Linked DNA regions of Mus musculus: region 2 is linked to region 1. Evidence: chromatin loops called from intact Hi-C (ENCODE). Cell type or tissue: left cerebral cortex. All regions are shown on one strand. Each heading gives the region's core, and the rest is flanking DNA. Links, peaks and the distances in the headings are about the cores only.

Region 1 (15,483 bases), core at 3,558-11,557:
TGTCACATGGAAAAATAATGCAGTAAGGCAGGGGCAGAATACAGGAGTTTATAAAGCTACTAGGTTTGACTGCAGCAAAGTAAAACTCAGAATAGATTTAAACAAGGTTAAAAAAAAAACACTTTTTTTTTAAGCTTCAAGAATCAAAAAGGTATAGAGATGGTACCCTGCTTCTCAAATTCCAGTTCTAGGCTAGAAAGATGGCTCAGCAGATAGCAGTTCATGACACCAGAGTGAAGATGGTAGAGAACTGACCCCATAAAGCTGTCCTCTGACTTGCAGACTCACCCACTGTGGTACCTGTGCCCCAACGCCTCCCACGCATGCGCTGCTGACACCTTGATCTTCCTGGGGAGCAAACTCCTGGGACGAACATTAAAGTTTAGGAGGTGTCTCATTCCTGAATGATTGGATGCTGTGCACCTGAGAGTCTGAAAGACACAGGCCCATGTAGCTGGAAAGGTGATTCAGAATTCAGCATCGCAGACTGGAGGCAGAACTTTTGAGATTTTACGGAGTCAGAAGTATTTCCATGAGAGAAGTAATGAGGATCCATGTGTCCTTTACGCTGAGTCACAAAGCACCACGTCCTGGGGCTCCAACAACAGAGGTCTACTGTCTCCATCCTGAGAGTAGAGGATGGAGAGTGAGACTCAGGCAGGATAGTTCTGAGGACTGTCAGGGGAGGGCTTGTTCCTGTTTTCTCTCCTTGGCTTACAGATGGCTTTGTTCTTTGTGTCTACATGAGACCACCAGCTTTGAGAGTCTGTATCCCAAAGTTTTATTGTTAAAATGAGCAGTTTCTCCTCAGATCACCTCCTTTAGCTTGTCTACCTCTATGAAGATCTTCCATATGATAAGGCCACTTCTCAAGGTGCAGAAGGGAGGATTTGACACGAACTTTGGGAGTGCACAGTTTAGCCCCCACCTGCTACTATGTGCAAAAGGCATATGGGTGAACCCAGGGAGACTAGTTCAGAGGTAGTTATAATTACACAGATAAGGAGCAACTCCTAACTCGTGTCTGAGAAGTGTGCTCACTGATGGATGTAGGGTGTATGGTGATGTTGAAACCAGTAGAGCTTGCTAAGAGGCTGGGCTGGAGAGTTGCGCATGCTGCTCACTGAATTCCTTCCCTCCTGGAGACTTCAGTACGTGCAGATCCCTCAGTTGAGAGTGCAGGTCTTCCATCTTGGCATGACTACCACATCATTCCTAACTTCAGTGTCCTATCCTGAGCATCCTTCGGTACTACAGTTTAAAAAGACACCCCTAACTCACTCTACTGTTCACACTATTGCTTTAAATCGCTGGCTCTGACAAGTTTCAGCTCTTTGCCTCTTATTGACATGATGCTATACCAAGCAGACCTTATCCACTTTGTTTCCTAGGGTTCTGTTACCAGACTGAATCAATATCAGGCAGGTAAGGTAAGAACTCAGTCATTCTCTCTAGTGCCTGCTTGTGTATCACCACCTGGTAAGGGATCAGGGGAATACACAGAGTAATCTGGAGGCTCTAACATGAAGGACAGGATGGGTGATAATACATAATCCTACCTCAGAGATTAGTAACTCTTAAGGTCTAAATCTGAAGATTGTGACAGGGTCACGGTTGCAATGCCTGTCAGCTGGTGTTGCTATTCTTGGAGGCTATTGAATCTTTTGGTAGAAGTCTACTAAATTCAGACAGGTCTTTGAAGACTATATAGCCTTGCTCCTGTTTTTGGCCTTGGTCTCTGCTTCCTAGGATGTGAACAGCCTCAGTCTTCCCTATCACCACCGACTGAAATCCTGGGAAACCAGAAACCAAAACAAAACTTGACTCCCTTGTTAGCATCTGGTGTTTTGTCAGGCGTTGATACAAAGTTAACAAATACCATAGTCAACCTTGTTGTTTTTGTTTCTGTAGCTGGGTGGGTTCCATAGTTGACTTGATGTAGTAGCCTTGTTCCTTGTGTTGTTAGGGTCCTGCCAGGAACTATAGACTTGAGAACTGCATCAAAGGTTTCTTGTGTCTACCCTTTGTCTTGAGTTTTTGATGCCAACTTCATTAAAAAAAAAAAAAAAAACCCAATCAAACAAACAAACAAAAGACTTCCTGATCCAGACACACTAGCCCATGCCTGGGGCACTATTTGAGCGTGAGCCCGGCCTGGGAACCACAGTGAGAGTCCCTTAAAAGAAGACAACCTCCAAAATGGCTTCTTCCATCATGCCATTTATTGATTCCTTTAGAAATACTAATAAATCATTTAAAATTTAAATAGCTTTTATATATTAAAACACATATTTTTAAACAACAATAAGTTAGTAAGAAGAATAGTCTTGTTTGTTTTTATTCCTGCCTATCTCCTTGTTGTCAGGTGTAAATAAAAGACACTGTGTGTCCATATCTATCACTGTAGTTAGCCTGCGGCCGAGTTGATGTTTGGTTTGTGAGCTGAGACTGGGAGGTGAACACACTTACATTAAGCATCCTACTGGGCCGATAGACTGATTAGACCTTATCTGAACTGTGGAGAACGGAATGCTGCAGATCAGGAGCCTGATTATCTTGAACTATCCTTAGCTCTCTAAACAGCCATTTACTGCTCATCTCTGTGAGTGACTTAACATCCTTATATTAGGTCAATGCTTTTGCAATCTACAAACAAGGCTTACAGCTACCATACTGCAAAGCCTAAGAATGTCATCAGATAACACCTGGAGCCTTATGGCAGAGACTTATCTACCTCCCAGTAGCCTGACTACTTGATGCATCAACCAACGTATCTGAAAAGCAACTTGACTGATCACTTTTGGTTGAGTTACTGTAAAAACAGGAAACTGTTACCATGTTGGTATTTGGTGGTAACCCAAATCTGTGTCCCCTGCCATGGCCACTTGGATTTGGCACCAGAACAAATGAGCTGTTACTAATTTTGCAGAGAGGGCTGTGTATTTTGCATCAGCTGGTTGAAGTCAAAAAAAAAAAAAAAATCTGGCCTCATTTAGATGTGTAGAGTAAAGGTGAGCAGTTTAGTGTCCTTTTCAAATAACGCCTTCCATATTACACCAAGAAGTCAGAGGCTCAGAGCTTCTTCAGAATGAGGTAGTTTTCATATTGTTACACTTACAAATATAAGAACCATGTACCCTCTAGGCTTGGGATATTTAGAAACTATTCACTGAGTTAGGCAATTGAATGTTGAAACATTTCATTATACAACATTGGAAAGCCCCAAAGGTTGTGATGACAAGTGTTGGTGATAAGGGATGCTAAGAAGTGAGAAGGGGGACCAAAAAGGCCACTGGCAGTTACCTGTGTCCCAGATCCATTGGGGACATAGTGCATAAAGCTGTGTGTGAGCTTCCTCTAGTCCATGTGGCATGCTCTATCTACATCCTTTTTCATACTGACAGCAGGTGCCTTCCAGGTCTGGAGACCCATTTGGGACCTAGACGTGAAAGTGAGGTAATGACAACAGCATGGTTGGTGGTCACTAAACCCCTTCACAAAGGGTCCATGGTTGATAACATATTTGACAAAGACAGCAGGAGCTCCCCTTGGCCAGGAAAAAGCTCGAGACCTCCTGTGATAACTAGACAATTCTTGGGAAGACATCCTGAAGACAGACGGACCATGAAGCACCTCATATGACAAGTACTTAGGCCTCACAAACCCTTCCCTCAACCTGCCACTGGAAACTGTAACATTCCCTTGTATTTCATTTGCTAAAAGCCTGGGGTTTTCTTGACCCCCCTAATCCAGAAATCATCTTCGGTTTGCCTACATTTTTTCTCTCCAACTCTAATTGTTCTTGAGTTTCCTCCTTGGGTACATTTTGAAATACTCTGCTCCTCAATGATAACAGGAAGGTGTTATTCTCACATTAACAAATACAGTTACCCGGTTAGTAATGGGGAAGCAGACACAGCTCCTCACTTGAAAAACTGAGTTAGATAAACTCCCTGGTAGGTGGGCGGGGAAAGGGCCAAAGACTAGGGATTAAAGGTGGAGAATATTGGAAGATGGATGGCTTCTTCCAGGTCCTCCAGACTTGAGACAATAGCTTGGCAGATTAAAACAAAGGTCTTGTTGACTTTTGTCTCCCCACCAGCGGGCCCCCTGCTGATGGACTGGTTCAACCAGTTCAAAGCTTGATGAAGACTTGTCAGACAACAGTCTGAGCCAATCTCCTGTCCTATATTTCTTCAAACTGACCAACCCTAATTAATTAATTAATTAGGGGAGGAAGACTCTTCAGAGGCTTAGAACATTCAGCCTTTGAAAAGACACTGGATGTTTTTGGCCGAGTCTCTGCTCTGCAGTGTATTTCTTTCTTTTTCTTTCTGTACATCTGCTGTCTCCCATGTGTTTCCTCAATCCCTAATAAACACCTTTCTTCAACTGCTGATTCTGTCTGTGAGGTGTTTGAGATTTCTCTGGTGCCTTAAGGGGGAAAAAAAACTGATCAAGATCTCTAGATTTTATCATCTTCAAGCCTCACCTTGGTTTTTGTTCCTGAAGACTATCACACTGTCATCCTCGGCAGCCAGAGGAGTTCCCCTGGATTTTAGGGACTTCAGCTCGGGCTAAACCAGGATTAGTGGATTTGATGTTGAAAAGAATTTATAGTGAAACATAGCTGGGAATTTTATTACAGGTATTTTAATGTAAGCTTAAGCATAAAGGGTTTTTGTTTTTTTTTTTTTTTTTTTGGTTAAAAAAAACACACAGGCTCACATTGTTAGTATTATCCAGATAAGCTATAGTGGTTCTCAGATTGTGCATCTAAGAGTCACCAGAACACCTTCCTATTTGTCTAGTTTTACAGCTATCTGTGTGTATGGGTGCATGCCATGGACACCTGTAGAGGTCACAGGACAATCTCCAATTCACTTTCTCCTTCCACCACATGGGCTCTGTAATCACTAAGGTTTGTCAATCCTGAGTACAGATGTTCAGAACCATCTTACTGTCTCCTCTCTTCTGATAAAACATGAGGTGGCCCCAGAGACGTTTTAGACAGGGTTATAATCTGATAAGGGAAAAGCCACATGTCCTTTCCTTACAAATGTAATTTCTACAGACATTCCTAGAAAATTGAAACTTTATGGTTGGGAAAGGAGAGGGGGCCCTCAGGTACCTTGTTTTTCTGTTGACAAAAGTTGACTCTTAACATTGTCAAGTAAATGCTCCCACAAATGGATCATCTGACTATTTGCAGAATGTCATAGGCCAACAGAGAGAGAACCCCTGAATTTCCAGAGACCTTCAGGTTGGCTCAGTCCCTTCTTTTTTGATGTGTACCTCAATTCCTGTCTTCCTGAACTCTTGTTTGCCAATCTGAATCTACAGTCTATCTGTCAAACAATTCCTTTGTCTGGACTGGTCTGCTGAACTGACAGTGAATTGTCTTGACAGTTCCTTTGCCTGCCCTTTTACCTCTGCATCTTCATTAAACTGGACAGTTTGTCATATCTGTGACCCACCAACAGCTGCTTTTCCCCTAAAGCTGGGTTTGTGGTTCATGTTATCGTGACAGACACTCTTATAGCCCTGTCAGTTCTCCAGCACTGGCTTCCCAAGGCTTTTAAAACTCCTTTCTTCTTTCTAACTCTTTGTAGTCACTGTAACCTATATATGCATATGTAAACAGAGATATACTTACAGAGTGATGTATGTGTGATCTGAGAGTTAATATTAGTAATTAAGACTGCAATAAAAGAACCTGTGTTTCCCTTAGCAAGGGCTACAGAGTAAAGTGGGCCTCTCTGGTGCCAGCGAAGCCACTGTACTTAGTGAAATTTATTGTCATTCAATACATTCTGATATCGTGTAAACTCCTAAGCACGTCCATCTGACATAGTGTGCTAATGACAGGAGTCACCTGTATGCCTTATGAAGCGCATCTCAGAGGTGATGGGAAAGAAACATGGGGCAAAAGATGAAGGGAAATCCAAGGCAAGGAAGCAGAGACACAGGCGTCAGTGGTGTGGAAAGGGAGAAAACTAGGGGCAGAATAAGTGACCTTAGGGTCACTTAGAGAAACCAACACACACACACACACCCACATATTTAAAACGTACTTTATACAGATCTGAGCGTGCGCACTGACCTGTTTCCTTCTATACCTTCTTGTATAGAATTATCTGGTCTCCACTAGTTAGGGCAGTGAAAGGACCTGGGCCCCTGGATAAGTTTTTGCTGTTACTTAACTATTCTAGTTTTCTGGAGGGAAGAGAACTTATGGATCCTACATGTATAGGGAAATACTTTCCTACACATTGAAAAGAAGAAATGTAGGATATTAGGAAAACGCACAGTAGAAACAAGTTAAAGAGCAAGAGGTTATTAAAGGGCAAAAGTTAAGGCTTTGAAAGATTTAATACAAGGAGGTGACAGTCCCGTGAAAGGTGAACCAAGGGTACAGGAGACGGACCCAGCCTCATTCTGCAACAGCCAAGAGGAGGGAAGGTGTGCTTCCTATGCACGTGGGGGCACGGGTGGCCCTCCGGCACGCGAAGACGCTGCAGTTGTCCATAACCTGCGGCATCGAGCTCCTCCTGTGCTCCACGACTTAGTCGGCTCACGCGTGTCTTGCAGGAAGCATCCTCGTGTCTCCACGCAGCTCTCGCACGCCAGCACAGGCCAAAACCCACCACCTCACTTCTTCCCGGGCTCATCCCCAGCCAGCATTCGCAGTCGAGCATGCGTCGTGACGAGGCCAAGGGACCGAGCCAATCAGAACACGTATTACGCCCATAAGTCGGCCAATCAGGAGGCGCCTTATTACCCGGGAGCCTTGCTTCACCCCGCCTCCCCGCTGACAAGCACGGGTCGCGCGGAGCAAAGCGAGCACCCCGAGGCGAGTGCGCCCGGCAAGCCGAGGCGTGCCCTTTCCAAGGCGGCGAGCAGAGGCCGTCACTGTCCCCGCCGGGTCCCGGGCCCCCGCGGCCCATGCTGGGGGCGGAGCCAGGGCGGAGGGCGGCGGCGCGGCCGGCCCCGCGCAGTGATTGGCGGGCGGCCGGCGGTGGCTGAGGTCCTGGTGGCCGCGCGGGCAACGCAGGCGGAGTCGCGGCTGGCGAGCCGAGAGGATGCTGCTGTCCCTGGTGCTCCACACGTACTCTATGCGCTACCTGCTCCCCAGCGTCCTGTTGCTGGGCTCGGCGCCCACCTACCTGCTGGCCTGGACGCTGTGGCGGGTGCTCTCCGCGCTGATGCCCGCCCGCCTGTACCAGCGCGTGGACGACCGGCTTTACTGCGTCTACCAGAACATGGTGCTCTTCTTCTTCGAGAACTACACCGGGGTCCAGGTGAGGCGCGGCCGCGCAGGGCTGCGTGCGAGCCCTCCCCGCGGCCGGGGCGGCGCTTGCAACCCGGGCGAACACTCGCAGCCCGGCGAGCACGTGCCGCAGCTCACGGCCTCCCGCCGCGGGGGGAAGTTTCTGGTTCTCACTTCGGGGTTCCTTCTGGAACGTCCTGCTGAGGCTGAGTGTGTTCCCGGGTCCGCCCCACCCCCGCCCCGGGCCGGCTGTTACTGCCCATCTCAGTGCCTGCCAAAGTAGGGCACTGAGTCCGAGGTGGTGATGCTGGGACTGGCTTCATTTGCACTTCCGAGGTCTTTTAGATTAGCAAGACCTCTAGGCGCTGACCAAAGTGACAGCTGTGAAGGACGACTCCTGCCTTGGGTTCCTCCCGGGTGAAAGCGAGGGCCTAGGGAGGAAATGAATACATTGGTTACAATAGGAGCCTCACTGTCGATACAGTTCTCTTCAGCTTGGACTGGGCTTCAATGTGGGCTGATCTCTTGTCAGATTGCTTTCTTCCTGCTACTGTTTCTTTCTTTCTTTCCACCCCTCCCTCCCCCCCCCCCGCCCCGTGGAGATTGAACTCTGAAAACAATAAAGAGTAGAAAGCTCTCCTAATGTGAATTCGTTATATGACATCCCATAAAAACCTACAGTTGTACTTCCTTTTTGGTTTTCAGTTTCAAAGAAGAGCTCTGTTTGGGTTCTCCCAGATGTATCTATGACTTTCCCCCCCATTTCTCAGTTCTTTTCATTCTGTGTTAGGGGGGTACTTTGGCGACTGGATCCCTTACTGAGTTTTGCGCCAGTTGGAGATTATGTCTGAGGTAGGGAATTAAGACCTCTCTGAATCACTATCTTTTTAAATGTTTTCCTAGGGAATAGGAAAATCACTGTTGCACATCAAGGTTTCTGAAAAATTGACTTTTAGAATAGGATTTCATTCAGAATTTTTAGGAACCCCCACACTGATGGTTTCAAACCTCCCTCTTACTTTACTAAGTTTGTCAAGTGAATGTATGGTCTAATCGTGGATAAGTATTTAATTTCACTAGCAGAAGGGACAAGACAGCGGGGAGCACAACTTAAAGTTGCTGACCTTGCACATGACAAGTACCCCTCAGACGCTCAGGGACCTCTACTCAAGTGCCACCTATATTCTTGCTGCAGAGACGTTAGGATGAGTCAGAATGAAGCAAAGTTAGTGAGTTTATTGATTGGGAGAGAGGACACGCACTTGAGGGGAGTCAAGTGCAAACCTTATTACCCCCCACCCAGGCTACAGCAGCTGTTTTCTAAGTGATTTTAGGGCTTTTAAGTTAACGCCTTAAAACTAAGATTAAGGAGAAGAGAAGGAAAAAAATGAGTTCTTCTATTCTTTCCAATAATGAGCTCTAAAAAAAAAAGAAGCAAACCAGGATCTCACACTGTAGTCTTGGTGGGCAGGAACTCTATGTAGACCTCACAGGCCTCAAGTTCACAGAGATCTGCCTGCCTCTGTCTCCAGAGTGTTAGGACTAAAGGCATGTACCGCCATGTCTGGATTAAACTCTTTTAGTTATATGAAATTTAAAACGGATTCATGGCGGTACTGAACAGTTTACATATGAGGGAGAAATGTGGTTAGGCAGTAATATGGATCAAAATAAAATCAAAGTAATTAGCTGATCACTGGTCACAAGAGTTTGAGATGTGAGCTTGTCTTCTGCCTTAGGTCACCAGCTATAGGGATAATCTTTTGTTTGTTTTTTGTGGTTTTTGTTTGTTTGTTTTTTTGTTTTTTTGAGACAGGGTTTCTCTGTGTAGTCCTGGCTGTCCTGGAACTCACTCTGTAGGCCAGGCTGGCCTCGAACTCAGAACTCCACCTGCCTCTGCCTCCCAAGTGCTGGGATGAAAGGCGTGCGCCACCACTTGCCTATAATCTTACTTGTAATGGTTTTAGAATATGTGCACAGTGGAGAGCAGTGTTCAAGCAGCTGTATCCAACCAATTCCACTTAAAGAGGGAGAGGGTGAGGGTGAGGGCCTCCTTTGCTATTCAAAAGCAGATTGTGTGGACATTGCATTGGATTCTTTTGTTGTTGCTGCTGTTGTTTTGTTTTGTTTTTGAGACAGAATTTCTCTATATAGCCCTGGCTGTCCTGGAACTCAGTTTGTAGACCAGGCTGGCCTCGAACTCAGAAATCCGCCTGCCTCTGCCTCCCAAGGGCTGGGATTAAAGGCGTTGCATTGGATTCTATGCAAATGTAGGTTCTTTTCTGTTTTCGTTTTTGCTAAAATTCTGAGTAATTCATGTATCCTTTCAAGTTAAAAAAAATCTTTGTGTGTGTGTATGTGTGAATGAATGTACTGCATGCACATAAATATTCATATCCGTGATTGTGGGGCAAATGTACCATGGCATGGACATGGAGGTCATAGGAGAACCTTGGGTATTGGTATTTACCTTCTACTTTGAGTCAGGTCTCTTGCTTACCACTGTGTGTGTGCCAGCTTAGCTGGCTTCTAAATTTCTGGATTCTGTCCTGTATCTGCTTCCCATCTCACTGTAGGAGCACTCCATAAAAGAGAGATGAGTGTCTGGCCTTGTATGGGTTCTGAGGCTCTGAATTTGGGCTCCTCAGGCTTGTGTGACAAGTGTTTTAGCTACATCTGCTAACTGCCCACACCAATATTAGAGCCTTTCGGGTCTCCTATTAGTACTGAAAGTGAGCAGTGTGTTCCCCTATCTGTAGGGGAAGTAATGCAGCCTTTGTAAGTTTTGCTCATTTTGCTAACTTGAAATCCATTAGAATGTGACCAGAGGGACTAGGGACTGAAGAGACGTCAGTGGTTAAGAGGACAGTCTGCTCTTACACTGGCCTGGATTTGGTTTCCAGATCCCACAATGGCTGTTTCTCAACTACCTGTAACTCTGGCTCCAGGACAGAGGTCTGACACCTCTGACCCCCATGGATACTAGCCCTCACAGGCATATATGCCTTACCTCCAGTATATATACTTCAAACATATTTTTAATCTTAAAAAAAGAAAAAAAAAGGAAAAGAAAAGTCTCTTTAACATTGTGAAAAGCCCATTTCTTAAGGCTAACACAGCAGATTATTTCAGGCTTAGTGGTTTAGAATCAAAGATTCTAGATGAATATTCACAGAGACTGTAGTAGTTGTAATAAAAATGAAATATCTTTTTTTCTTGTTTGTTTATATATATATTTTTAGACAGGGTCTCACTCAGTAGCTCAGGTTGTCTTAAATTCACTTGAACTTACAGTAAGCCTCCTACTTCAGCATCCCAGGTCCTAGCATTACAAAACTTAGCCACCACACTGCCTTTAACATTTTGATATTTAGAGAGAGAGAGTGTGTGTGTGTGTGTGTGTGTTGTGTGAGTATTGCATGTACATGAGTGTTCAGGTGAGCATGGCCCTGTGTGCACACAGGGAGTCCAGAGCAGGATGTGGGTTGCCTTCTTCTATTGTTCTATGCTTATTGCCTTGCCTTGGAGTCTCTCAACTCAACCAAAAGCGCATCATTTTCAGTGAGGCTAGCCAGCCAGCACACTCTTGGGATTTGCCCATCTATCTCTAAGTTCTGAAATTACTGGCATGTGCAGACATGCTCAACATCTCTTAGACATGGGCACCTGTGGTTCAAAATCAGGTACTGATGAAGAGCAATTTTTTTTTCCTATTGAATCATCACTATAGCCCTTTTAGAATTTTTTTTTAAGTTATTAAAAGTTAATGTGAATGGGCCAGTCTAATGGCTCAGTGGTCAAGGGCACCTGTCACTAAGTCTGATGACCTGAGTTTGATCCCCGAACCCACATAGTAGAAGGAGAGAACTAGTCTCGAGAGTTGTCTTCTAACCTCTACAAGCACAAGCTCAAGTCAACCCCATACACAAACAGATATATAGGTAGGTGGGTAGGTGGGTAGGTGGGTAGGTAGGTAGGTAGGTGGGTGGGTGATAGATTGATGTGGAGTTAGAGAGACGGCTTAAGCATGAAGACCTGAGTTCAGTTCCCTAGCAACCACATTAAAAGCCGAGCATGGCTGTGTGTGCCTGTGGCCCCACCACTGTGGTGGATGGAGACAGGGGGATCACTGTAGCTTGTGCGCTGCCTGTCTAGCTCCAGTTTTAGTAGAGACCCTTTGTTAGGGGAGTAAGGCAAAGAGTGATAGAGCAGGCCAGGAGAAGTCCTCCTCCTCTAGCCTCCAGGGAGTGTGCATGGCCATACACATGTGTGCATACGCTACTCACACCCACCCCCCAAAATTAATTCATGTTTTCAAGTATTAGAGTATTTATCTTCTCATTGCAGTGAAATCCAATAAAAGCTGGTTATTGGTGTTTGCAGGCCAGCTGTGCAGTGATACAATATGTGACTCCTCAGTACCTGGTGAATGCTTTCACCACCATTATACTGCTTACATTTGTTATTAACAATTAGAATGTACCTTAAAATATATTTCCCATGGCTTTGACTGCCAATCCCCTCTGGTCCAAATTCTAGTATTGATAAGATACAAGACTCTTGGGTTATCATTTATTTACAAATTAATTTTGGGACCATGACGGGGTCTGCAGAGTAGCTAGGGGTATAGAGGACTGTGCCAGCACTCCTTGGCTGAGAGCCTTTATGCAGAATAACTTTAAATGTTTCAGTGTACCCTGCTTACGCTATAGAGTAGTGTGAAAGTCCTGGGAATAAGATAGTGTGTAGGTGTAAGGTGCTGCTGTTGCTGTACAGTGCGCAGACTCTTCTAGGGCTTGTCCCTTGTACAGAAGCTCCTCTCAGCGTCTCAGAAACAAAGACTTTCTACGTGCTGGCCACATAAACTGGTTTGCTCTTTCCTTGGCGCTGTCTTATCGAGCATCCTGAACTCTTCCTGAGTCAAGTTTGCATCTGAATCTTGCTGAAGGCGCTAAATTCCAGGGACAAAATATGTTTACTTAGAGGGGACTCACAGGTTATCCAATCTGACCCTTGTATCGGGACTGAATTCTTCCCACATTCTGCCCAGATATTCATTGGAACCCACTATCGGTGATCTTTTTAAAAAAATCTTAATTGTTTATGTGTTCAGTTTTGTTCCTTTTTGCTTATTTATCATCTTTGCGATTCTTTCAAACCCCAAATGACTTGCTTTGCTTAGCTGGGAGCTGCAGAACTGTGGACTTGGGTGTGCCTCTGCTTAAGCCGAATAAGCAAAACCTTTGATTCAGGAAATTGTTTCCCAGGTGTAGTTCTAGTCTAACACAGCTTAAATCTGCTAGGAAATTGGCTAGCGAGAGATTTACAAGACAATTTTTGAAAAATATGGTTAAGATTTTATTTCAATATCTTTTGTAAACATAAAACAAACTTGGCATTTAGTGTTTAATTTTTGAAGTCTCTTGTAAAACAATGTTGTTTACTCTTTGAGAATTTTCTATATTTTGACCATATTCTTTTTCCTCCCGCAGTTCTTCCACATCTTCTGCCTGTGTAGTTTTATTGTTGTTACTGTTTTACTTTTTTATTGATTCTTTGTGAATTTCACATCATGCACTCCAATCCCACTCATCTTCCCAGCCTTCTGTATCTGCCCTCTGCCAATGGGAACAAAAAAATAAATAACAAAAAAAGAGAACAAAACAAAAAACAGATCTGTGGAAGCTGCGGTTTGTCACGGTGTGTCTCACAGTTCATCCTTTAGCTCAGACATCTTTACTTGGAAATGTTCCTTGCAATGAGTCACTGGTTTGGTTCTAGGCCTCTGCCTTCTGCTACACTGTCAATACTGGGTCCTCACTGGGAGTCTTCTCCAGTATCCTGTTGTTGCCCTGTGTCATGGAGATCCTGTAGGTTAGGATCTGCCCGACAGGCCCCTTTACACACTCCAGCAGTTCATAGATGAGGTAGGTGTTGGTGTGTGCCAACTCAGAGCCCTGGATCTAGGCCTGAGTGGCAGCTGAGTTGGTCAGCCTGCCAGTTCTCTTGCATACACATCACCAGGGCCAGCTCTACTGTGCTGCCCAGGCTAGGTGCGGGTGCTGTAGCCAACAAGAGGCAATGCCAGCTCTCCTGCTTTCAGTGTCCTCAGGGCCAGCTTTCCCACACTGCCCAGTGCCATGCTCTCCCCAGTGCCACAGCTGATGAGGGGTCTGGCCAGCTCTGGGCAGTCCTTTGACAGCAACATGGCTCCAGGCAGCAGCCTAGACCAGGGATATTCAAAAGGCCTTTGGTGATAACATGGGTCATAGACAATGACACAGACCCCAACCCACCCCGATGCTGCAGAGTCATGGACCCAGACATGGTCCTTGGCAGCAGTATGGGCCAGGACCTCACCGTGGCCTCAGGTGGCTGTGCAGGCTGTTCCTCGGCACCTGGGCGTCTCTTCATTGTGTAAACACTATTCCACTTCTCTTTCCCCTCTCTCTGATACTTACTTGCTCATCTTGGTGGGGGTCTCCCACTCCACCCACACAGGCAAAAGTCCTCTGAGTGTCCTCTGCCCCACCCATGCCGTGTGGTATTGGGTGGGGCTTGTGTAGTCTTTGAACACTTTATTTTTCTATTTTAAATAACAGATGCAATCAAACACTTTTAGTGTTTGATTTTAGTGAGAAAGCCACATTTCCGTACTGCTTTCCGTACACATACCTTCCTTAGGTCTATAAGCAGTCTACTGTGAAACTTTAGATTTCTTCAAAAAGAGCTTTTGTAAGTAGATCTAATTTTGAGGAGCTGTGGGAACTTGGGAATTGACACTTCTTAATGGAATTAGAAGTTAATTCTTTCTGAATTTTCATGTTACAGTTTCTTAGATAGTGGCTGATATTGTAATAGCTAGAGAATGCAACACTAAGTAATACTTTCCCAAAAGGGTTCTGGGAACTTGGGTCTTCATCTGTGTGTCCATAGACCAGCATTCACATTTGCACTCTGTTTCGGGTACTGTGCTGGTGTCTAGAGGGTGAAGAACTATGGAGCAACCATACTATACTTACTAGTGGGGAGACAAGCAGTAACAAGACCATTCACATTGACTGCTGTGTGGCCTCGCTTAGCCTACCGGGTAGAGGGTAGGTGGTTAGAAAAGTTTCTCTGATCAAGTGCCAGAGCAAGTTCTCTGAAAAAGGTCCGGTGTTTGGGGACATTAGGACAGTCCAGGTAGAGGTGCTGGTCAGTGTAGTGAAGAAGTATATGTGATGAGAGCGAGAACAATCCTTCCACATCTATTTTTAAAATAGCCAGTGTCTGGAGAGGTGGCTCAGAGCATAAGAGCAGGTACTGCGCCTCCAGATGACCTGAGCTGCTCCCCAGTCACAACCACCTGTGACTCCTGTCCCAGAGGGATCAAGTGCCCCTTCTCAGGCACTCATTCGCACATGGCGATGCACCTGTACAACATGTACACACAATTAAGTTAAAAATAAGATCTTTAAAAAAAAAAAAAAACACTAGCAAATATTGCTTTTGGTTAGTAACAAAGCCTTTACTGAATGCTGCTGTATACCAGTATTGCCATTCATCCTTACGTGGTAGGCACCATTCTTAGCTTTTTATAGACAGAAAACAGGTCCAGGCAGTTCATTTGTGTAGTCTTCATGGCAGTCCAGTTTGGGGGCTGCGTTTGAAGACGTGTTTACAGTTGACGAGTGAAGTGAGTTCGCTGTTCTTGGGGTATTTGTGCTATGAAAGCACAGAGAAACAATTACAGAAAACACTTGATACCTGACATTGTTGGATGGTTGTTTACCAGCTTTTCCAAATAGAGGCAAAGATGTGCTTCACTGCTTATGACAAGTTCAATCTTCACTTCAAGACAACTCACATACGGCAGAGCGAGGCAAAGTGGTTTTCAGTTGATACTAGAGGGAATGTGACACCAGAATTGCTGTGAAGACTTCAGGCTCAGTGTTTAAGGCCATCTCCGTTCTGTGCTGCCCTGCTGTGTGCTGCCCTGCTGTGTGCTGCCCTGCTGTGCCAGTCTCTGTCCACCCCAACTGCTCCTTTTTGCATCATAAAAATAATCTATAGTGTATTTTAAACTGGTCCTCTGTACATTTAAGGTTCAGTCCAGACTTGTGCTGCTCCTTATCTGCCGTCACCTTACCCTCCCTTTTTGAATCAATAACATCATTTTGGCATGAAATTACTATGTCATAATGTGTAGATTGTCTCCTATTCGAGATTGT
Region 2 (15,483 bases), core at 2,675-10,674, 98 kb after region 1:
TTACAAAACTGGAAGCTTGACATTTTGGCAAGGCTGGCTAGTAAGGTCTTGGGATCTGCCTGCGTCTGCCCCCAGGGCTGAGGTCAAACGCATTTGGTTGCCGGGGATTTGAACTCAGATCTTCATGCATGCCTAGTAAGTTCTCTTACCCACTAAGCTGATTCCCCAGTGTCTAATATCCCTTCTTTAATAGATGTACAGGCACACACTCCCATATGTGCACCTTCCCATCAAACACGCAGCCGGCAATGTGAAAGCCAAGCTTAAAGAAAACCACCATTGCCACTTGCCAAGTAGAAGCTGGCCACCCTGCTTCTGGAAGGGCTGTCCCAGAAATTGATGTAGCAGAGGATGAACACGGCCCCCACCAGCAGATTGAACAGCCTCCAGTGGCAGGTGCTCTCTACAATGTCGCTCTGCTGGGCCACGAGCCAGAAGGTCATCACTAGCCAGTGAGCACCTGGAGGGAGGAAGGGATAGAATTCAGTGTTCAGTGAGGAGACGGGAAGAGGTGAGAACCAAGAGGAGAACCAAGGGGCACAGACAAGCCACTCATTCCATCTTTGCAAGTCTTATCTCTCTGAGCCTCACAGGGGGCTTTTAACCTAGTTTGGAGCTAAGAAAACAGACTGGCTTCTGTGTCACCCACAAGACCCTACATATGGATGGGTACTCTTCTGTTTCCAGCAAGCACTTAAGGAAGCAGTTATAAAACTCTCTACCCTTTTCACACTGTTGATCTACAAACCCCAACCCTCCAGACCCAAAGAGAAGTCCGTGTGGACCAGTTACAAGTTTTAGTCTTATATTTTAAAATGAATAGCCTCATTCTGGATCACAAGTTGAATTTTAAAATGACTAATAAAATGTAGTTAATTTCTCTGTAAAAACACAAGCTTTTTTTTTTCTCCCCCCAAAATAATGTTCTCTTCTGCCAATAATTGTATTAAATGTTTGCTCTTGGTACATGGGCCAGCTATTTCTCAGTGTTCTTGGTTCTTTTAAAACAAGAGTACACTGTTCCTTCTTGCAGAGTGTATTCACTGATGACCAGAGGACACTGCTGTCCTTGGCAAGGACACACAGGCCCCATTCAGGAGTCTGAAGGGCTAGACAGACTCTTGGTCATCACATTCATATCTGAGCCGCTGGCTCTGAGAAGGCTGGGGTTCAGTAGAGCCTTCCTGTGTGAAACAAAGACAGTGTTCCATAACCAAAGCAAATGGGGTGCTTATGGAGGTTCTGAACAGCATCATATATACTTCACAGTTTTGCACAGTTTTTGAACCTGGACCTCTCTCTGTGCAGCCAGGGCAGTGAGATCCACGCCCTTTCCTATATGAGCATCAACTTTCTATGGGAAGGGCTTGTGATCTACAATAGTCTTCTGAGGACTGTGGTTCCAGCTTTAGCTGACATTTCTGTGGTAGTATATCCAAAGGGCCAGCATTCACTACAACCCCTTGCATTGGATGCACACTCGTGGGAACTAGACTCTGGACCTCTATGTTCATGGGTCAGGGCTGCCAAGAACGGTTAGACTAACAGAGCATAGCAGAAGCCATGCTGTGGCTGTTCTAGGTTTAAGAGGACTGGACATTTCTACTTCCTCTTTCTTGGAACTGTCATTACAAAGGTGAGTCCAGGTTACTGTGCTGAAGAGAGGGGCCACATCTGTGTATCCAGCCTGCTGAGCTCTCTTGGAAACACAGAGACCTGCTTTTCTACTGTCTCCATAAAACTCTCTGCCAAACCCAACCAGCAACAGATCTGGGACAGAGAACCATGTATAGTTACTGTTAAGGCTTTATGAATAGAGTGGAAGCCCCACTTACCTCCAACCACCAAAACCCACACACGGTAAACTCGGCAGAACAGAACCAGGCTTAGCACACGAGCACCCAGCATGCCCATCCTCCAGAGCTGCTGGCACAAGAGAGCAGCCCATAGCATGGTATGGTGGCCTGGCTTCATGATGCCCAGGAAACGGTTGTATGACACTAGAGCCCAGGACAGTGAAGACCAGGAGAGTAGGGCACTGATTCCTAGAAGATTGAATAGACAGAGCTTACTACAGGCTCTGAAGCACACACACAGATGCACACCCCACATCCCTTTCTGAGAGCATCCAACTTCTTATCAAAAACTAGCCCAATGGCAATGTACCATGGACTGATTCCCTTGGTGGTGGGTAACTTAACAACAGTGTAAGAACATATGTTCCCATGGAAACAAGGGAGGCTGGAAATGTCTGCCTAGGGCCCTAGATGCTCTTCCTCTGGATGCCCGTTTAAAATGTCCCAGCCCTTGAGCTTCTAAGGCCTAGGTCTAAACTATGATTAAATGGATACACGTCCTACAGGACCCCTAGACACAGTTTATTACAAGTATGTATTCCCCACATGAAGAAGTTTGATGAAAGAATGGTAGAGTACACAACCACAGCTAAACACTTAGATCTTCTAGTGTAAGTTTGGATACTTAGAGGGGAGAGGAGCTGGGCATGGCCGTGCACACTTTTAATCCCAGCACTCAGGAGGCAGAGGCAGGAGGATCTCTTTGAGTTCAAGGTCAGCCTCATCTACAAAATGAGTTCCAAGATAGCCAGTTGCACAGAGAGACCCTGTCTTGACAACCGAACCAAACCAAGGAAACAATAAAACAAAGGAAAGAGGGAAGGAGGAGAGGAAGGTGGGTAGGGACAGGAGAGAGAAGGAGAGGGGGAAGGAGGAGGGAGGAAGAGGAGAGGAAGTAATGGGGCATCCTGGCTGGAATGGGAGCTGGGGACATTATCTTCAGGAGACGAGCTATGCTTTCTGTGGGGCTTTCAGGTGTCAGGTCTGCTGCAATAGGAGTAGACCCAAGAGAGACGGACATGTGGGCTTCCCAAGGTAGTTTTCAAGGTTATCTCTGCTCTGCCCAATTTCTGTCTTATGATTGACTTTAGATACTTTATGCCCAAGAAACCAGCTCTCTCTGAACTCATGATCCCAGCAAAAGCCAGCTGTAACCATCATTTGGGTCAGTGAGAATTGGGAGTTTCCCTAAATCTCCCAAATAGGAGAAATCTTGAGAGGACACCAGGTCCTACGAAGTCTGGCACATGTTCCGGACATGTTCCTGTTATTGGAAGCAGATGGTATGAGACCATGGTGAAAGGCACCTACCTGGCACAATGTCTGTGAAGTCAGAGGCTAGGAACACGTAAGCCTGAAGCAGCAGGTGGGGCCCTGTCTGCAGCAGAGCCTCCAGGAGCCGTAGGGCTGACAGGTCAGCCTCCTGCAGGTGCAGCTGTCCCCAGCTGGGAGCCTCCTTTCCCTTCCACAGAGCCGTTGCCACAGAGTCCCAGTGCCTACAGAAAGCAACGACATTATGACATGGACCACGAAGCTGGCAACTCTGGCTTCCACAACAACCTTTCCCATGGAGATAGGAGACATTTTTAAGAATGCTTCTCTGTGCCTACTGTGTGCTCTGGGGTCACCAGTTAGGCTGTTGCTAAGCTCTGAGCCCAAGCTGCGTATTTCAAGTGTTCAGCAGGCTGCCACTAGTCGATTTTCCCCAAGGTTGGAAGGGCCAGGGGTGGGGAGACTCTGAAGTTATTGCAGGGCTAAGGAACCTAGGCTGGGCCTGATGAGGCTTGGAGGAAATCTTGACCAGTGTCCTCACCCCAGGTCTTTGTGGAAAGGGAATGAACCCCTTTAATAGAGATCTACTGCAAGGCACTGTGGGTAATCATCTCTTTAGAGCACAGAGATGAGGGAGCCCTCACCTTTGTCCTTAGAGTGTAGAACTCCCAGTACCCTAAGCCTGGAACCCTCTAGGAACAGCTGGGGAAAATGGGTCTAGGATCCTCACCAGAGGCTAGCAAGAGACCAAGATGGGTGGGGCAAGATGGGGGAATCTAGGGGCGATATGGTCCTATTGAAGCACACTAAAGTTCTCAGTTTCAGCCCATGAAAGTTGGCTTTTTTTCCTCTGGAAAACTGCAATTGGAAGAGTTATGTATGCTACATTTGAGATAGAAAGCAAATATATGCATTTGTGTTGTGTATTAGTGAATGCATGTGTAAATGTATGCTCATACACATATATATGCAGTGTGCAAACATATATGCCTGTGTACAGCATATGCAAACTCAGTGCATATGCATATATATGTAGTTTTACACAGGTACAGGTGCACATGCAGTTCATATTACAGTGCATATGTCCACACATGTATTATTCATATACAAGTAATGTATATATATGTACACACACACACACACACACACATACACATATATATACATGTATAGGTGTATGTGTGCACAGTAGACATGAACAACTGGAAGAAACCTGTACTTTCTTACTTTACTATAATAAAGCAGTAAGTACTGAAGGTTTGGGTGAGATAGAAGTGTTGGGTATAGAAAGGAAGGAATGAATGCAGGGAATGTTGGAATACGGAGAGCAGGGTGGAGAGGGGTTTATAGATGACTCTGAGACTTCAAGCTTAAGCTCTTGGTTGTGGCAATGCTAACATGTAACAGAAAGACACCTGCCAGCAGCTGCTTGATTGACAGGGGAGAATACAAATTTTGTTTTTAGAAATGAGGAATGCGAGGAGCTGCGGAGCCTTCCCTCACACCTTGGAAGGATCTGGGGCTTTTGGTTATAAACCAGGACTCATGGACAGAGACAAATGGTTGTAAATTAGTATTCATGACCATGCAAATGGCATGGTCAAGTGGATAGGAAGTAGCTAGAGGAGGTGGTGTAGATAATCCTCCCCCCCCCCCCCAGGCAGAACTAGTCACCCCAAAGAAAAAGAAATCACTAAAAAGTGAGTTAGGCAGCGAAGTGGTTGGCGGTAAGGGCAGCAAGTTTGAAAAAGCATGGAGTGTTCTCAAAGTCAAGTGCAGACACATGGCACATGGGGAACAAGAGGTTGCTGGGTTGTGAGAGGGACAGCTAGAAAGCAGGGCTCTGTGGGCTGGGCAAGGCCATAGGGTCACACATTAGCTTAGGCACAATGAGGTGACCTTTTCAGTGTGCAACAAGAATCAAAACTTAGAAAGAAGCCAGAGCATGCCCTCGTCTATGGTTCCACAAGCACACAGTAGGCACTTTGTTTTGATACTCTCATCATGTGAAAGTCAACTAGGAAGTGGTATGGGCCACTCTTCACAAGAGCCTGAATAACCACACCAGCTGCCCCCCAGGGTCACTGTGGCCTTTGAGGGCCTACAGGGGTAAGGTTTTACTTTCACCCACCAACATCCTCCCTGGGGCTGTGCTCTACAGAAAGGAGGCAGGGTGGTTCTATCTGGGAACCACTTAACTGGGAATCAGATGAGTAGAGTGTGTGTGTGTGTGTGTGTGTGTGTGTGTGTGTGTGTGTGTGTGTGTAGCAGACTCCTCATTGGAGAGGCTAAGGTGGCCAGTGAGTGCATCCTGGAGAGACCGGGGAAGCTGTGGATGTGAAGCTGAGTTGGGAGAGGGCATATGAGAGATTAGTGGGATAGGACAGTGGAGTTGGAATGGGGCCCATGCCTGGGAATGAGGTGTTGGAGTGTGTTGCAGATAGCCCTGGAGCTAATTGTATTTGAAGTTAATTCTTTTCTCCTGTGAGTGGCTTTGAACAAGGAATAAGTCAGCACTCAGGTGATTTCCTGTAAATCTGCTTCCCACCTTAATTTATAAATAAAGACTAGAGCTGGTGATTGGGTGGGGAAAGAGGGAAAGATAGAGCTGAAGGTTTTGGGAGAAAAGAGGAGGGGAGAGAGAGCGAGAGAGCGGCCTGGAGAAACCACAAGTTATAAGGGATCTCATAGACGTGGAAGATGGTAGTGTAGTGGTAAATCTGCCCAATCTAGGCGCAAGGCTTGTATTCATATTAATTGAGTTGTGTTTTCATTGCCGGGGCATATTTAGATTGGAAATTTACCGCAACAGGAGTGGCATTGTAATGCTGTGTGGTCAGAGAGAAGAACTCAGGCTGAGGATAGAAGGCAGCTGCAGGGGGTCGGGATGGGGAGCTAGGGGAGTAGGATGGGGTAGGGGTGGGGTAGCTCCCTGGGGATCTGGAATGAGATGGGAGCTGTAGGAGCTTGTTTCTGAGGTCCCGAAAGGCACCAGATTTCTCTTCTGGATGCTGCTGCTGCCTCAGGCCCCCTTCTCTTTCCAACCATCCTGGGCTTTTGACTGTGCCAGCTGTTCCTGTTACCATCTTTATAAGGCCTGGTCTGCCCCTTTGTTCCAGGCCCTTCCTGATGACACTGCTCCCTTCAGCTGTTCCCAAGTTAGTCTCAGACACTGTACTTAATTAGGTGAGTCTGCAGCTCGTCAGGGTACTCCATGTGAGCCCGTGTCAGCGATGACTAAGAGTCTTAGCTGCAGTAAAAGCAACATGCATCTGCATGGAAGCCTGGAAGCACAATCGCCATACCGGACAGGTCTTTGGAATTATGCTTCTCAGATTTTACCAGGCTAAGAAAAAAAGTCACCCATGTCCACCACAACTAGAATCGTCTCTCCTGGGCCCACAGCTTAGGGGATAAGTGATTCTTCTGCTCATGTTTTAAACATTAACATTGGACATTTTAACATTAACGTTAATGTGACGTTAGAGTTGAGACAGTCAGCAGTGCCAGGTTTGAGCACAGCTGTACTTCATTTGCTTGCTTATTTATTTATTTATTTATTTATTTATTTATGGAGTGTGTGTGTGTGTGTGTGTGTGTGTGTACACTCTTGTTGGTGAGTACTGTGCAATGGCAGTCAGAGGACAGCTTCTGGGAGTTAGCTCTCTCCCTCCACCCACCAGGCAAGTGCTTTTACCTGCGTAAAAACATTGAACCTGCACCTATGTGTGAAGCTGGCCTTATAGGCTCTTAAAGTTTGTCTCAGCTTTCTCTTCACTAAAGAAAAGTTGCCACGCTCAGATGCATGCTGAGTAGGAGACATCTTAGGTAGTCTCCCTTCCGTTCAGGGTGAATTTCTAAATAGATATGCAGGCTCTTTAAAAAGAAGGAGGCACAAGTACATGCTGTGTTAGAGTGGAAACAAAGGGCTCAGATGAAAAAAAGAGCGGCCATGGTGTAAAATGAATTGTAACTACCACCAGGTTCTCTTCAACAGTAGACTTAACATTATAGTTTGTGTTGTTTGGAATTAAAACCAGAATCCATTTATGTCTTCAGCCCTTGCATTTTTTATAAGCGGTTTCACCTCAAGGGGTTTGCATTTTATTGATTTTTTTTTTCTGTTGCTAGTTCGTTCGTCTGCATTTCATTATGGAGTCAGTTAATGGGTTTCATTTTGATAAAGGTCGAGGTTGTACAAACACAGTTGTTCTGGCTCCCCCTACAGGTGCCTTTGACAAACTGCAACAAAACCAAACCAAACCAAACCAAACCAAACCAAACCAAACCAAACCAAACCAAACCAAACCAAAGGTGATCTGCAGGAATGGCTTATTGCCTGGTTTTGTTTATGAGAGACACTTTCAGAGCGTGAAAGGGATTCATCACTTTCAACTTCCAGTGCTTTCTGTTGAGGGGGCAGACTGTAGCTGGGCTCATAGCAGTCTCCGAAACACTGTGGAGGGCGTGTCGGATAGGCTTCCTTGGGCTGCCAGAAAGCTAAGAGCTAAGACTCTGATCTAAGTTCTAAGACCTGCGCAATCTGGGTTTCTCTTCGGATGTGCAACGTTATCTCTTCCTGGAAATCTAGACTTACTTTCCCTCAATCCTCTCTTTTAAAAATTATACATTAATTTAAAAGTGCAGATTTATTTTTATTTATGTGTGTGCTTGCCTCTGTGTGTATGTATGTGTGTGCACGCACACATATGTGCACCTATGAAAGACAAAGGAGGGCACCGGATCCTCTGAACCTGTAGTTAGAGGCAGTCGTGAGCTATCTTATGTGGGTTCTGGGAGCTTAACAGTAGTTTGTGCTCTCTATCCCTGAGCCATGGCTCCAGCTCCCACATTATTATCATCAACAATTATATATTAATAAATTAATGTATTTATTACATTGATTTATTGTATTATTATAAAATATATAATATAATAAATAAAACATAAAATAAATTATTATAAATAATAAATATATTTACATTAAATAATAAATTGATAAATATATCAATAATAATAATAATAATAATAATAATAATAATTTTGAGACATATATGTCTCATTATGTAGTCCTGAGTGGCTTGGAGATAACTATGTAGCACAGGTTGGCCTCTACCTCACAGGGATCTGCCTGACTTTTTATCTTAAGGGATAGGAATAAAGGCTGTATACATTAGTTTTTAATCACCTGAATGTTTTTTTTCTCAATTAGCTATTCATGGCTTTTTCTTCCTCCCAGTTTTTGAATTGCACTTGTCTTTAATTTATCCAGATTAATTTCTAAATAGGTACCAGAAACCATGCCATCACTTAGTAGTGATATTGAGAGGACAGGGGGTTCACTGTCAAATATCATAATCTGGACCAGTCTTTGACACCACTTCCCTGAAGGCTTATAAGGTCCCCAGGGTCTCTACAGAGCCCGAGAAGACAGATTTACCTGCGAATAGTTAAGGATGCTTCTTTCTAAAGGCTACTTTGAATTCTGCTTTTGAGCTATCAAATGCTTGTTTACGTTGAAGCTATTTCACTAGTTTGATACGCCATTGCCTTTGAGGTCTCACCACATACAGCAGCTAACTATCTATCAATCAGTGAGCCCTCTGCCCTTATACAAGGCCAGGCAAAGGAGGGCTTAGAGAGTAGGTTCTGCTCCAAGAAGGCTGCAGTCCCAAATTCTATGAGACGACTCCTCCCCCTGCCAGTGCCAGCCCTGTTGTTTTACAAGAGCACAGACCTCAGCCAGGAAGGCCCAGCTTAGGATGAACTGGTGTAACACACGTGTTTTTGATGCATCTATGTGACAAGGGTCTGCTGGAAGGGAACATGAAGAAGAGGCAGTCACTTCATGTTTCCCTGGAAGCACTTTCTACTCTGACCCAAGTCCAACCTGGGTAGAGAAAGAAGACGCAAGTGACCAGGACAGACAGCAGCACTTGGCAATGGTTCCTTGGATGCCCTTCAAACCTTGAGCATCTGTGATTTAGTAAGCACTTGAGTCGCAGGCTTCACCTGTCTGGGTCCTTATTTCTTCCCCGCTTTAGAAAAGTCCTCTCAACTCTCCAGGGTTATGGGGCAGCTGGGAGTGGAAGTGTGCTGTGTCTGCAAATGCACAGCTTCCTGTCTCCAGGTGGCAATACCCTGTCACCTCTGGAGACACTGTGGGCACAGGGAAGCCACCTACACCAGGTCCATACCTGGCAACCTTTTATACAAAGAAAAGAAGAACAAACCAAACCAAAAAAACCACCACTGGCTCTGGCTCCCAGGTCACTTCTTCCTGCCACAGATGCATAAAACAAATGTCATCACGTGGGCTTTACTGTCTAGCTTGTGGTCAATTAAGTCTGTGCCCCCTTCATGGACCAAGGTAGCAGTTATCAGATGGAACACTTTAAGCAAGCTGATTTATGTGGATCCAGAGGTTCATTAAGGGGTGGAAACAGCAGTGATGTAGAATCTGGCTAAAGACAAGAAAAAGCATCGAAAGGTCATTGGTGCAGTGAGGAGGAGCCCCAGACGCTGGGTATGTGTTAGGATGCCAATGCCAGACACGGCTGTGGCCCTGAAGATCCCTGGCTTTAAGGTCAGAGTGTGTACGGATAGGGGAATTTTTCCACTGTATCAGAGGGAAGGGAGGTGGGCGCTCTTACCGCTTCCAGACGCCAAGTTGCAGAAGATGCAGTACCGCCAGCCACCACTGACCCTGATGCCCATCTGCTCGGAACCACAGAAAGCTCAGGGCCTGGACCAAGAAGCCGGGCAGGAGGACAGAAAGGGCCAGCCACCCCCAGAGGAGACGACCCGTGGCAAAGTAGAAAACTATGGAGCAGAGGCCTGGGGTAAAGACAAGATGAGGGGTGTTGAAATGACAGAGTTAGGCAATGTTTCATATACACGTGTCTTCTGTATGTTACGGTGCTCTGACAGCCTGAAGCCTTTCTGCCACAGACAACACAGTGTTCTTCCAAGAATGTGCCTGTGGTATGCACTCTATCCAACTCAGAGCTTCTGATTTAGACCCATGTACCCTAGGAAATGCTATTTCTCTGCCTTAGTCTGTCCAAGGTCAGGGGCCAAGTGACTAGGGACCTATCTGTAGCCCAAAGCTCACAAAAAAGTACCCATAGAAAACAAGTCCTCCAAATCTATTCGCCATGGTCAGCCTGTCTTGTTTGATGAAGTTCCAGCAGAGGTTCTGGCTCCTGATCAACTGAGTCTTTCCATATGGCCCCACTCAGTATGCCCTGCCTCTTATCCCTAGGAACTGTGATCTTTCTTAAGTCTGTTCTATCCAACAGATCATTTAACTAAAACAAAACAAAACAAAACAAAACAAAACAAAACAAAACATAACCAAACCAAACCAAACCTCAAAGGAACCCAGGTCTCAACATAACCAGCACAGCATCCTTACCATTAGCAAGGAGCCCACAGGGCCTGCTAGCGATAAGACAGGCATAGTGGTAGTGGTATGTCTGTGGGGTTACACCGCATATGTGCTAAGTACCTGGGGGACCCAACAACCAGGAGTGACCTGGAGTCACCACACGGTTACAGCCAACCAGGGCTGCATGTGCTGGACTTCAGTCATAGCTGGTTCTGTGTGAGGCTGGCTTTGGATTTTCTTTTGTTTTGTGTTTCTAAGGACTGAACTCAGGGCAGTTCCTGTGCTAGGTAAGGCCTCTGCTATCCCCGAGTCCACTTTTCTGTTTATTTAGAGACAATGTTCTGCTAAGTTGCACAGGCTAGCTTTAAACTCTTTCTGCAGCCTAGTTAGGTTTAGAACTCACCACGTTCATCCACCCCCAACCTCTTCATTGGCTTGGATTATACGCCTATGCCATCAGACCAGGCTCCACCTATATAACCTCGGATGTCAGCGAGAAGCTGTGTTGGTATTACTGATTACTGAGGGGGATTGTGGAGGGTACTCAGGGACCCTTTCACACTACCGTTGTCCTGAGTTTTCTAGGATTACCAAGGAATGTAGATCAGTAGGCACAAACCTCACTGCTTGGAGGCAGAGCCGGGAACCCATCAGCTATGGGAAGAGAATAGCCACTATTCCTTTCTCAGTCCCAGGTTATGTTCAGTGCACTGACAAGCTTCCTGCTAAACATCCATTCTTTTCCTGTTGGAAAGCTAGGGGACTAGGCCACTATGGGCAACAGTGTACTTCCTAGTCTCTTAGGGCCTAAACTAGCGCCCTTTGGGATTCTGAGTGGGTGTTGGGGACGGGAATCTGCAGGGATTATTCTGTAAATCAGAGGTAAATTTCAGAGATACCATGTCCAAGAAGGGACGCGGAACCTTGTTGGATCCGGATGGTGGAGTTTCCCCAGGGACCGGGCCTTGTAGGAGAGTGGCAGAAGTGGGCGGAGGCACTCTATGCCAGCACTGAAAGGGTTACAAATTCAAACGCGAAAGGCGCGAAAACTATGGCCATCTTGCTTCATCTCCGCTACCCACAGGACCCTTGTCTTCAGTAAACCAGCGTTCTGCTGTGTCACAATCTCGAAAGGGTAACCAGTGTCCTTTGGGATCCCACCCCTCCACCTCTCCCAGCTCTTGGATCGCATGCCACCCCAGCCCGGAGCCCGGGTGTCCAGGGAGCCAGGGCGCCTCACCAAGTGCTGGCGCTCCAAAGTAGCCTCCTCACGCAGCTCTTTGCAGAGCACCAGCGAGAGGAGAGAGAAGGGACTCAGGGCTCCGGGTTTGGAGTATGGGGAGGATCCATGCATGGAGGGATGTCTAACTGGATGGAGGAAATCATGCATGGTGAGGGGATCACACAGGGAGTGCTCTGCAGGCTAGGACGGGAGATCATCGTGCGTGCACCGGCGCAGTGTTCGCCGCTTGCCTGCCTGCCGGAGGAGGAGGAGGCACAGCGGTGGTAGATGTGCCCCGCACACTGGGTTGGAGTAGGGTATTGGAGGGGTGAGCACTCGCGGGCTGCGCCTCACTCACGCGCGCTTTGCTCGGCCGCCTGCAGCAGGGCAGAGAGCCCCAGGAGCCCCGCGTGCATCTTCTGAGCTGCTGCTGCCTGTGCCCGCCCCTTCCCCTGCCCGGGACCGGGTTGGGGAGGCTTCCGGCTTGGGGCCCCAAGACAGGAGGCTTTTCTTCCCAGTCAGTTACCAAGTTGCTAGTAGGGTTGGGGTGAAGGCGGGGACAGGGGGCAGGAGGAACCGACAGGTTCTTAGGGGGCAGTCTCGCGGTCTGTGTCAGATTTGCATGCTGTCCCAGCCTCCTAACGGCTGTAAGACACAATGGGTTTGTTCTGAAGCGAAATGGGTTAGTCACTGGGTGGTCATAGTCAGCGGGTTTGCTCAAAACAGAGTCCACTTAACTACTAGTCAGAGTGGTGTATGTGTGTATGTGTATCATGGGAGGAGGAATTTGAAAAGCTGATTGGGACTTTTGAAAAATTTCAGTTGTGTGTCCAGAAAAGGGAAAGGAAACACGCCTAAAATGGCATCTGAGCCTTTAATAGCCGCTTTGCTTTCAGACCTTTCTCCCAGGTATCCTTGAGGGGTTAATCCAGATCCCCCAAAGCCAGAAGTAAACCTTCCCACGGAAAGTCTTTCTGGGAGATGGGAAAGCATCACCCTGACATTTGTTTCGATGTAGAGGTTACACAGGACTGTGGACGTGGGGACAAAGATTGTTCTGAATCGTCCATGCCCAGCGGAAAAATGTTTTATAACCCTTGAGCAGGCGTGGCAGGAAATTACTAAGTAGAGGTCAGGCCTACAGCGATTCTGCCCCATAGAATTCTTGCGAAGGAATAAGAATACACAAATTAGGACTGGAAATAAATGCTGTTCATGATTAGTGATGGGTGGGGAACATTTCAATACATTTCTCAACATTTTTAGCCTTAAAACATCCCACCACACTCCCCATCCAAATTCCTAGGTGTACGGTTTGAGAAATAAAAACATATTCTATATTTCATTTGTTAAAAACAGTCCAAGGCAGGCAAGGTGGGGGATCAGGACGTTGGCTGCCTCTCTGGTCTGTCTTGTGTGCTGTGTCCAGTGTGGAGGGACATGGCCCCCCAGGTTCAGAATCCTATAAATGGAGATCGCAGAAGGGTCAGCTGGAAGACACAACTGGGGATTCCAGCTGGGATATTCTATCTGATTCTATTCTATTTGATTGGCTGTGTGGCAAAGGTGGTTGGTTCATAATCACACCTCCTGTGCCACCAGCCTCCCTTCTCTCTACCTTTCTTTTCTTCACAGCACTTATCCAGTTACGTTTCCTCCTTGGCTAATGTGTTATCTTTTACCAGTCTGCTATGGCAGGAGGTGAGGTGCCTTCATTAGACTAATGACACTGTCTCTAGACCTGACTCAGGGGAGGCTCTTGTGAGACAGACTTCCTGGAGAGACAAAACATGACAGATAAAAGCAATGGCTGCACCCTTGTCCAGCTTGGTGAACCAATGAGTATTTACTGTGGTGACTAACTGGAGTGGGGGACTCATTACTTACAAGGAGCAGGGATGTCTCAAAAGCAGCGGCAACATCAGAGAGATCACCCTGACATGGGTTTAGATTTCTCCTGCAGGCTCCACATGGCATTAGACCAGAAATGCTGGTATTCTCTATCCTTCAAGCTGACTGGGGAAATCTCGCCTGGGTAAGGTAGATGCGTTGAGAGATCCTTTATAGTCTCAAGATTCCCACTCTTGGTAAGTCCCAGGCCCTGGCTGATATGGCCCGATTAGATTGTTGGTGGCCTCTCTGGAGAATAATCCAGCTTCCCAGAGAAGACTTCCCTAGGGTAGGTAGAACTTCTTACGCACAGGATGTGTCTGTGCTCAGGACTAAAACGGGTCCTAGAATGAGCTAGGAGCTGCCTGTGATAGGCCATCCATCTCCTTGTTTCCCACAGGACTGCTTGTAACTCTGAAGGTTGCTGATTCAGGCCTCCCAAGCAGGGTATGTCCTCCTGCTGACCCCTCAGGCACAGGACCAGCTCTTCTCTGTTCCCTTTAAATCCTGCATCCCTACCTCTCCTGTGTATTTAGTTGGTGCGGAGACTTTCCTGCCATCATAAAGGTCAGGGGAAGAAGGCCATTGTAAGTGTTGGCAAGAGATGGTAGTGAATCCTTATGGTTCCCACAGGGCCCAGAGCAGAGGGAAAGGGGGAGGGGGAGGGGGAGAGGGAGAGGGGGAGGTAGAGGTAGGTGGAGGAAAAGAGGGGGAGGGGGAGGGGGAGGGGGAGAGGGAGGTAGAGGTAGGTGGAGGAAAAGAGGGGGAGGGGGAGGGGGAGGGGGAGAGGGAGAGGGGAGGTAGAGGTAGGTGGAGGAAAAGAGGGGGAGGGGGAGGGGGAGGGGGAAGGGGAGGGGGAGAGATCTCACTTGGTATGATATGAACGTGGCCTCTCTGTGAGAAGACCTTCCTGTAAGCTAGAAATACTTTCAGCACAGGTGAGTTCTTTATGTGCTGATAAAACATGGGAAGTGGAAGATGCCAGAATCTGCCTGTGAATAAGCCCTATGTATGACAGGCTCTTACCCATGTGTCTCAGGGGACAGCTCACAGATTCGGAGGGTTGCCACTTTAAGCCATCGAGCTAGGATGTGCTCTCCTGGTGTTCCTTCATATCTAGGACTGTTAGTCATTTCCCTAGAACCGTCAGTCATTCTCCTGGAGCCTTGTACCCCTGGCTTTGACAGGTGTCTCAGCTTCTGTGGGACCTGGGTGACCTGGGAGAAGAGTAGCCGAACAGCAGGATCAGATAGTATCGGAATCTATCATTTCTACCACGTCTAGGACGCAGATATGAGGTGCCTGTTGGACAGTGGTGTTCCAAAGCCCTGTGTTGGCTGTATTCATATGGATCAGGAATGCACAGTTTTATAGCTGTGCATGATATCATATGATATTGCAATGCAGAGTGAAGTCCTCAGAAGCAGCCCTCTGTCCCCTGATGAGTCTCCAATCCTGTGGGCAGCATGTCTTTACGGTTAGATTTGCTTTTATCCTGGATACTCCAGGTCAGTATCTCCTTCCAGACCTGTTATGTTTCCAAGTCTGGGGTGTTTGTGTAATTCTGGCAAGGATTCCCACAATAGGGCCCCTCCTGCTCCAGGGGAAAGAACATGACTGTGGAGGGTCAGCCATCAGCCAGTTTCTGTGTGCGTTCAGGCCTGTGCTGCACAGGGCTGTATAACTTTCTTCCAGTAGGGGTCTCAGCAGCTTCATTTTTGCAAACAGACTTGTAATCCTTGAATGGTTTCAGCTCAGAACGCAAACACCCAGCATGGCCAGCAGAGGGCAGCCGCGCATCCCATTCAGAACTGTAACTATAGTTGGTCATTCCGTTAGTCACCACAGGTTCT

The links. Hi-C counts contacts between places; a loop is a spot of excess contacts. Peaks named below come from ENCODE experiments on the same cell type or tissue, not always from the same donor. Only the 100,000 strongest peaks of a DNase experiment are listed, where the experiment ranks them.
Region 2: a loop joins it to region 1, with 2.7 times the contacts of the local background. A loop is called at or near these places in 5 of 42 quality-filtered maps.

The regions. Positions count from the first base shown.
Region 1 is chr8:18,839,478-18,854,960 of GRCm38, forward strand. Agpat5 (1-acylglycerol-3-phosphate O-acyltransferase 5 (lysophosphatidic acid acyltransferase, epsilon)) reads left to right here and starts at 6,802. Exons shown (of 8, transcript NM_026792.3): 1 at 6,802-7,301. The coding sequence starts at 7,083. In left cerebral cortex, for the core only: CTCF peaks have their summits at 7,059 and 10,014; DNase peaks (open chromatin) are centred at 6,756 and 7,399; H3K4me3 peaks cover 2,413 bases; H3K27ac peaks cover 1,417 bases.
Region 2 is chr8:18,938,778-18,954,260 of GRCm38, forward strand. It overlaps Xkr5 (X-linked Kx blood group related 5), which reads right to left and starts at 12,198. Exons shown (of 7, transcript NM_001113350.2): 1 at 12,099-12,198; 2 at 9,782-9,965; 3 at 3,168-3,352; 4 at 1,836-2,045; 5 at 291-460. The coding sequence starts at 12,156. Gm40464 (a long non-coding RNA gene) reads left to right here and starts at 11,490. Exons shown (of 3, transcript XR_870173.3): 1 at 11,490-11,653. In left cerebral cortex, for the core only: CTCF peaks have their summits at 7,336 (motif pointing left), 9,818 and 10,022; a DNase peak (open chromatin) is centred at 7,345.